Regions from separate parts of the Homo sapiens genome. Here region 1 is linked to region 2. A link is an interaction called in ENCODE POLR2A ChIA-PET data of the cell type or tissue named here. Cell type or tissue: PC-3. All regions are shown on one strand. Links, peaks and the distances in the headings refer to the core of each region. The heading gives the core; the rest is flanking DNA.

The links. ChIA-PET counts read pairs that join two places held together with the same protein. Peaks named below come from ENCODE experiments on the same cell type or tissue, not always from the same donor. Only the 100,000 strongest peaks of a DNase experiment are listed, where the experiment ranks them.
Region 1: POLR2A ChIA-PET joins it to region 2 with 6 read pairs; 2 of 35 experiments call an interaction of 5 or more read pairs at or near these places.

Annotation. Positions count from the first base shown.
Region 1 is chr7:19,558,762-19,563,163 of GRCh38, reverse strand. No RefSeq gene overlaps it. Among named protein-coding and RNA genes, the nearest start is that of MIR3146, 140 kb to the left of the region's middle. In PC-3, for the core only: no CTCF peak of the experiment used is centred there; a DNase peak (open chromatin) is centred at 2,483; H3K27ac peaks cover 1,377 bases.
Region 2 is chr7:19,490,391-19,494,792 of GRCh38, reverse strand. No RefSeq gene overlaps it. Among named protein-coding and RNA genes, the nearest start is that of MIR3146, 210 kb to the left of the region's middle. In PC-3, for the core only: a CTCF peak has its summit at 2,750; no DNase peak of the experiment used is centred there.

The DNA.
Region 1 (4,402 bases), core at 281-4,280, 68 kb before region 2:
GAATAAATATTTCAAGCAAAGGCAGAGAATGTCAGACTGTATAGAAAAAAATATTCAACTAGATGTTTTCAACGAGAGATGTACTTTAAATACAAAGTCACAAATTGATAGGACAGCATGTAAAAAGATGTTCCATGCAAAAAAATTACAGTTTACTGGAGTGGCTATATTACTATTAGAGAAAAGAAGCTTCAATATTTAAGTAATAATAATAAATATTACCACTAATAACAATTACTAATTATGCTACCACTTGGATAAATATTGGAATAGATGCTTTTCTAAAGAAGGTACACAAATAGCAAATAAGTACATGAAAAAATGCTAACCTTTGCTAATTATTAGAAAAATGCAAACCAATTACATAATAAGATGCTGCTACACATACACTAGAATAGTTGAATTAAAAAAAAACACTGACAATACCAAGTATTGGTAAGAATATGAAGAAATCAGAATTCTCAGACATTGTTTGTGGGAATTTAAAACTTGACAGCCACTTTGGAAAACAGATTGGTAGGTTTCTACAAACAGACACTTACATAATTTAGCAGTTTCATTCACAGGTATTTACCCAAGAAAAATGAAAATCTATCATCACACTAACACTTGCATATAAATATTTATAGGAGCACTGTTTATAGCAATGAAATAAACCAAATGTCCTCTAGCAGAATTTCTTCTTCCTTGGGGAGCCTCATTGATTTGTCTTAAGGCCTTCAACTGAGTATGAATCTCATCCAGTTTATGGTGGGTAACTGGCTTTACTCAAAGTCTATTGATTTAACAGTTAATCGCATCTAAAAAGTGTATCCACAGCAACATCTAGACTGGTATTTGATCAAATACCTGGACACCATAACCTAGTTAAGTGGACACATAAAATTAACCATCACAGTATACTACACACATAGCGCCACGTCTATCAGTCGATCCTTCCTCCTTTCAAAAACCACCTCATTAAGCTCTTGAGTTCCTTGAACCCACCTACTTTTTGTTCCCTTTCCATATTTTCCTTGTTGAGTTTTCCAAGATGACTCCTCATTCTCTTCCATGTCTAACAAGCTCCTTTCCAACTCTGGGTCGTTTTTACTTCATATTTTCTCTGTTTCTAGTGTATGGCTGCTAATGAGCAAAAACTGTTTCCTTGTATCTAATAAAACTTCATGCTATCAGTTCTCTGGGAAATTCCTTGGGAAGCCTCTTATTCATTTCTCATAAATTCCCTGTTTTCTACAGCAATGTGACAGAAATCTTCATAAACCAAATTTCTGATATCATCACTTTCTTTATCCCTCTTTGAGGTGTAAGATTTGCCATCATCTCTTGACCAAAATCAGTTAAGATCCACTAATTAATATTTGGACTCCTCCTAACTCTGGCTTCAACTTCTTACATGACCATTACCCAACTTCAAATTCTAGCCACATTTCACTGTAACATAAATCTGATTCTTCATAAAAACTGGATCATCAACATTTCCTCACATAAAGACCTTGCCTTATGCTTCAGAACTAGTGGAATGCCCTTCACTCAAATGTTTACTGAAAACTTTCTAAACCCATGAATGAGTAAATGCATAAACTCTTGAATCCATGCTTCTTTCTCAATCTTTTAAATTCGAATCTACCCCTTAAGGATTACCTCAAGTGCCATTTTATGTTGTATATCTGACCTGATCAGACTGCCTGAATCTCAATAAAAACTCTGTCTGCCTGTCTATAGCACTGATTTTTTTTGTATCACTCATCTGGTACATAATATATATCCGACCTTTTAGAAATATGCTCATGCTGATCTCCATTAGAAAGTAAGCTATCTGTCTTGTTTATGCAAGAATTGCCTCACAGTTGTACTAATTGCAACTCCTTTAGTGTAGTGTTTCACACAGTATCATTGCGAAACAACAGGTCTCAGCACAATAAATAAATGGGTGGAGGGATAAAAGAATTAATAACTGAAAAACAAATGTTACCAGTAGATTCCTGATAGTACACCATGGATTTATCTTTAGTTAGTTAGCTCTTTTTATTTTATTAAATACCCTACAATATTCTCTAAAAATAAGAGCTATATTTTAGGTCAAGCTGTTAGATCAGAGAAATTTAGAATTAAACACACAATGAAAAATACATTTATTTTAAATAGCGAAAGAAAAAGCATAAATTTTATTGAAAGAGAGATAAAAAGTTAAGATCTAGTGGACTTACGCTTACTTTAAAAAAATATGTAAAGGGACATGGGGAGAAAAGAGAAGTAGTCTTTTAAAACAATGCTGCTGACTCAGCCCTCCAAATAAAAACATCAATGATACTGGTACGACGAAATAGAGTCTAGCTTAACAGAACTCTAAAGGTATAAATGAAGTTGACCTTTAAAAGAAAACAAGTAAAATAAGAAGAAAGTCAAAGAACCTTAACAAGCACCAAGTATCTTCTTTTAAACCGTGACAAATATGTTCCCAAGAGATGATTCATCAACATGAGACTACCAACAGAAGTTCCCAGCCAGTACCTAATGTTCTGGATAAACCCACAGGATTACACTGAGAAGTGAGTAGAAGGAATTTACTGCCTATGGCTTCTTCACCCCTGGCCCAAAATAGTAGTTTCACATAATTTTAAAGGAACCTTAATATTCTCTTTAAGTTAAATTTTAAATTCATAAAACTTCCTATCGTATTTCTTTAGAATTTCATAGAATTCTTCTATCAATCTATTCGCAAGTGAAATATCACAAAGTCACTTTTAATTTTGCATTTCCCGTCAGGAAATAAATAAGTTGAGGATATTGAACATCTTTTTTTGCCTAGTTATGAAATTAAAGCACAGGGTGTAATCTTAGCTGCTGCTCTTTCATTATTTGGGAACTCTGTTCTTGGAAACAGCTAGCCTTTTGTGCCAGGGGTCATATTCCCAATTATTTCATAGAATAATTTGACACCACACTTAGCCAGGGATAATTTCTTACAGTCGTGATTCGATCAGATGATAATTCACTGAATTAGCCTAATTAGACTTACCTCACTTTGTCCTTTGGCTTTGAACAGAGGTGATTAGAGTAATACACATTCACTTATGATTTTTTAAACCCACCAAGTTAAAAATAGTTTTAAAATAATCTGTTAGCCAGATTATTTTTCTTATTTGGTAAGCAGACAGAAACATTTAAAAACATAATCTGTTAACCAGAGAAAAACTTCTTTTTTGATTACAAATACAGTTTACATTGTTGAGCAATGGAGATTAAAATGTGACTGGAGATTATTGAAATCTTAACTGCAATTTAATTTTGATAATTAAATCCAAGCCACGGATGACTTTTTTATATTCAGGAAATATAAAAAAAAAGAGCTTGGATGATCTTCTTGTGCCAAAAAGTAAGAAAGCAGCAGAAAAAGAATAAAAGAAAACAAAATGATACAAGTGAGGTATGTCAAATACACATAGAAGACAATTAAAAGAGATCCTAATGGCCAAAGCTGACACAATTTGAAGAACAGAATAGACAACGATATATTAGGTCAGAAAATAAATATCCATGAGTCTATAGTGATAGAATAAAAATAAATAAATAAATGGAAGAGAATAAACAAATCTTGTCTGTAGAAAAATTCTAAATAATTTTAACATCTCTAATAATGCAGATATACTCCCACTCAAAGATGTGGAACATAACTCCCTACACCTCCAGTCTTTATGTGTAGGCTGTATATAGAGTGACTTCTTTCCACAGTTCAATATGAAAAGAGGGGAAAGAAGAATTAACTTCACAATGGAAAATTTTAACATGGTCTGCCTCGTCTAGCTAGTGCATGTCAAGCTTATCTCTGTGGTCTTCCTTCCCCAAATCCATAGCCCCAGTGGAATCATTAAAAAAAAAAAGAATCAACAAATTGAGGGACATTCTTACCAGTGTCCTAGTAAAATGTCTTACCAGTACTCCTCAAAACTGTCAAGCCATCAAAAATAAGGAAAATCTGAGAAAAAAATCAGACCCAAGAGGAGCCGAAGGAGACAAGAAAACTAAATATAATGTGGTATCCAGAATGGTATCTTGGAAGAGAAGAAGGACATTAACTAAAATCTAAGAAAATCTGAATGAAGAACAACTTTTAGTGAATAATTATGCCTTAATATTGATTCATTATGTGTGACAAATGTATCATACAATATAAGATGTTAAAAACAGAAGAAATTGAGTGTAGGGTACAAGGAACCTCTATAATATCCTTGAAGCTTTTCTATAAAAGTATTCTGAAATAAAAAAGTGTGTTTCTTTTTAAAAGCAAAATGTCATGTTTAATTTTAAATACATCTTGAATGGGATACTTATATGCTGCAGCATAGTCATCAAATATAATACATTTTGAAAGAAGATTCCACATACTTTTCAGATGCAT
Region 2 (4,402 bases), core at 77-4,076:
ATACACACGTAAATACCTCTGGGTGTATACACACGTAAATACGTGTGCGTGTATATATCTCTCTCTCTGTGGAAAATAGAAGTAGAATCTATAAATGTTGATGCATGATATACACTGGTCAGTATATGGAATCAGCATCCAATCTATAAGATTCAATCACAGAGAACAAAAAACAGGCATACTTATTACTTTTCACTTCAAATGTTAATGAGAGCATAAACAAATTTCTAAATTTTTGCTATACATTATAGTGTATATTTATTACCCAAGCAAACGCTTAAGATTAGCTTGAGACTTACTATATTCGAACTAAACTACACACAACTAGTTTCATGAGAGCTCACAGTCACGCTGATCTTGAGAGTATAAAGTAACCGCGAAATGTTGGCCATCTTGCCAAGAAATGGTGTAACTGCCATTCACAGAGAAACTGATGCAGAAATAAAAATCTTTGCTCAGAGAGGTGAAAGGAGAAAGATGTTTATCATCTCAAAACTACTGTGCTTCAGGGAATGCCATAATCACTCGCACATGCAAGGTATGTGCATGCAAAATAAAAATGGTAAAGTACTAGAAAACGCTGGGTGAAGACGAAGTTCTAGGTATTTCCAGTCGGATAACTGAGAATCTGGAGTTACTTAGTGCCGTTTGAATTCTCTCAGAACAATTGAAAGTTTGAGCTATGTCCAAAATTGACAAATGGAATCTAATTCAACTAAAGAGCTTCTGCACAGCAAAAGAAACTACCATCGGAGTGATCAGGCAGCCCACAGAATGGGAGAAGAATTTTACAATCTACCCATCTGACAAAGGGCTAATATCCAGAATCTACAAAGAACTTAAACAAATTTACAAAAAAAAAAAATCAAACAACCCCATCAAAAAGTGGGCAAAGGATATGAACAGACACTTCTCAAAGGAAGACATTTATGCAGCAACAGACACATGAAAAAATCCTCATCATCACTGGCCAGAGAAATGCAAATCAAAATCACAATGAGATACCATCTCACACCAGTTAGAATGGCGATCATTAAAGAGTCAGGATACAACAGGTGCTGGAGAGGATGTGGAGAAATAGGAACACTTTTACACTGTTGGTGGGACTGTAAACTAGTTCAACCATTGTGGAAGACAGTGTGGCGATTTCCTCAAGGATCTAGAACTAGAAATACCATTTGACCCAGCCATCCCATTACTGGGTATATACCCAAAGGATTATAAATCATGATGCTATGAATACACATACACACGTATGTTTATTGAGGCACTATTCACAATAGGAAAGACTTGGAACCAACCTAAATGTATATCAATGATAGACTGGATTAAGAAAATGTGGCATATATACACCATGGAATACTATGCAGCCACAGAAAAGGATGAGTTCATGTCCTTTGTAGGGACATGGATGAAGCTGGAAACCAGCATTCTCAGCAAACTATCACAAGGACAGAAAACCAAACACCACATGTTCTCAGTCATAGATGGGAACTGAACAATGAGAACACTTGGACAGAGGGTGGGGAACATCACACACTGGGGCCTGTCGTGGGGTGGGGGGAGGGGGGAGGGATAGCATTAGGAGATACAACTAATGTAAATGATGAGTTAATGGCTGCAGCACACCAACATGGCACATGTATACATATGTAACTAACCTGCACGTTGTGCACATGTACCCTAGAACTTAAAGTATACTAAAAAAAATAAGAAAAGAAAGTTTGAGCTATGTACATCCACATCCTCGTCTTAAAAAAAAAAAATAAAGCCTTTGCTACCAAGGCTCTAATTGCTATTATACGCTAAAAATGGTTATGACAAATCTATTCCAAGATAACTCCTTTTATTTTAATAACTTTAAAATTAACTTTCACATCTGCCATAATTTTTTTTATATTTATGAATATCCCATTCTATCAAAATTTTATTTTATTCCACATGCCATGCCTCTCAAGTTTTCTGTTTTCGTTTTGCTTTTTCTATCCAATTCTTAGAAGACCACTTGGCAAAGATAATGAGACATTCATCACCCAGTTGTGTGGAAGATGGTGGCAGGTTTGAGTGAAAGGAGCCTACCCTCATAGAACTTGCCATTTGACTGGGAATTTTCAAGAAGCCTACTGGTTTATCACAGTAAAAACATATTTGGAAATAATTTAGATTTGTGTTGCTCGTATACGTCAGTTTTCTTTTACCACTTACAGGTGAACACACTAAAAGCATAAATATACAAGCACAATTACATGAAGAAATGGAGTGTAGCCCTTGGTAAAACAGCAGCACAAGTTAATTTAAAATAACATTACGTATAAATATTTTCTATTTTTACGTTTACCTTTTTATATAAACTCACACAAAGGACTTCACCTTCTACAGCAAGACTTATGCTTTCCTTTTATGTGATCGAAGCTTAAAACGAAACTATTTTTGGACATTAGCTTTTCCCTAAGTATTTTTAAGGAGTACGAAGAGGAATTTCACTCTAAATGATATAAAACAGCTCCAGTTTCTTACTTTGAAAGCTAATTCCTACCACCAGTAGCTATCGCTCATTATTTGCCTTCTGCAGAAATATTTTCCAGTCAATAATATTTTAAAAAGTAAAAGGTCCAATTCAATAAATTGGAAGTTAAATAGCTCTGCAGAAACCTTATCACTGATATTCAGAATATAGTTTTACTGCTACATAAACAAGCCCATATTTAAGGGAAGTTTCTTCTGCTCAGCAGGATGTGTAATATTTAAGCTCGTGGCTAGAGGGAGCTCTTTTGTATCAGAAGCAATTACCTAAAAGCAAAATCAAATCTATGGAAAAAAAAAAAAAAAAAATCAAACTAATTTTTTTAAAAATTCAAGGCAACAAGTGATGAAAGTACAATGGATACCCGACATTTGATTTAAAGCTTGTATTCTTATCTATGTTTTTCCCTTGTATTAACAGCAACAACAACAAGAACCGATAAAGACAAAACCAAGTCAAGTTTAATACTTCCAAAGGGCAAGAGCCAAGGTCTGATGCAGCAGGTACCTCGAATTTATTTTCTACAAGTTGCCAGTCAGTTTATGCCAACTTAAAGGCTTGCTATCAAAAGCACATGAACTCACTTTAGAAAAAAGGGAAAGTGGAAGGAGATCAGCCCTCTCGTTTAGAAGTACAAGGGTCCGCCTCATGTGGCTAGAGAACACATGGAACATTTGTCAGACCTCTGGCCCTGGCAGCAGGACTTCAAAGCTGTGCTGCCACCTGCCACACTTTGCTTCCTTTCAACTGTTGCGTGGGAAAATGAGAGGCACATGTGAGAGGAACTCTTACAAAAAAGGGATGAGGAGGGAAAAAAGCTTACCCTTTTACCAATCAGTTTGCTTACTTTTGCCTTTTCTGTTTCAGACCACCGGGTGTCTGGAATTAATATATCTAGGGCCAAATCCACTTCAACTCAGCCACAGTTTTGGCAAACTGAGCTTCCACTGTGTGGTTTGGTGTGCCTTTGGCCTCTTCTGTCTGCTGGTCAGGTAGTTCGTTCTCTCTAACCATGAAATTTGTGGGCGAGATTCCTAAGCCTTTTCTTTTACTCTTTCCAAAGCACAGAAATTGGAGCATTAATATTTATTTAAAAATCAGAATTCTTGAGCATTGGAAAAATTTGTGGGGCTTCATGTCCCTACACTGGTGGTAGGTAGCTCAAGGGACTGACTGCTTGGGCTTGGGATATTTGCCAGAGGAGAGTTTCAACTTAATTATAAAAAGCCATCAATACCATCAAGTCCATCCTGGGTATGAACTTTTAACTGCAAGCCTAGAGGTCTTGACCACACACTAGGCCTTCTATAAACCCTGAGGTAGGCTCTGAGGGTGTTGTCTGTACTTTGCAGACTCCAGTGTCCGGGTTAGAAAAACAGGCAGCAGCTTTCTCAGAATGTTACAGTCATTTAAAATATTTACCTCTTTCTAAAGTAAAGGGCAATATTTTTATTATTTTATATGCTGCACATTTCAAATACTAACCAAGACACTAATGTGTAGAAAAAAGTACACTTTACAGCAAAAGGAGAATGACTTTAAAAGAGAACAATAAACTGGCTTCTGATATTTATTTGGGGATCTCAAAGCACCATCAGTAGTAACCTAATGAAGCATCCTGCCATCTTTCACAATGTAGCTTTTGGATCACTGGAATTCACGAAGGTGTTCCAGGTGGTCTGGGGACAAGCCCAAAATGCAAGTTACTCACACGCAACAACATATTTTTATAAATGTATTTTCCACTGCAAAGCTGATCCTGTGCTGGAAAGCATGAAAATGAGCTTTTTAAAAAAATCTAACCACAATAATGATTACAGAGCCAAGCAATAACACCACAAAATTGTACTGAAGCCTTTGTGATATGAAGGAAAGGAA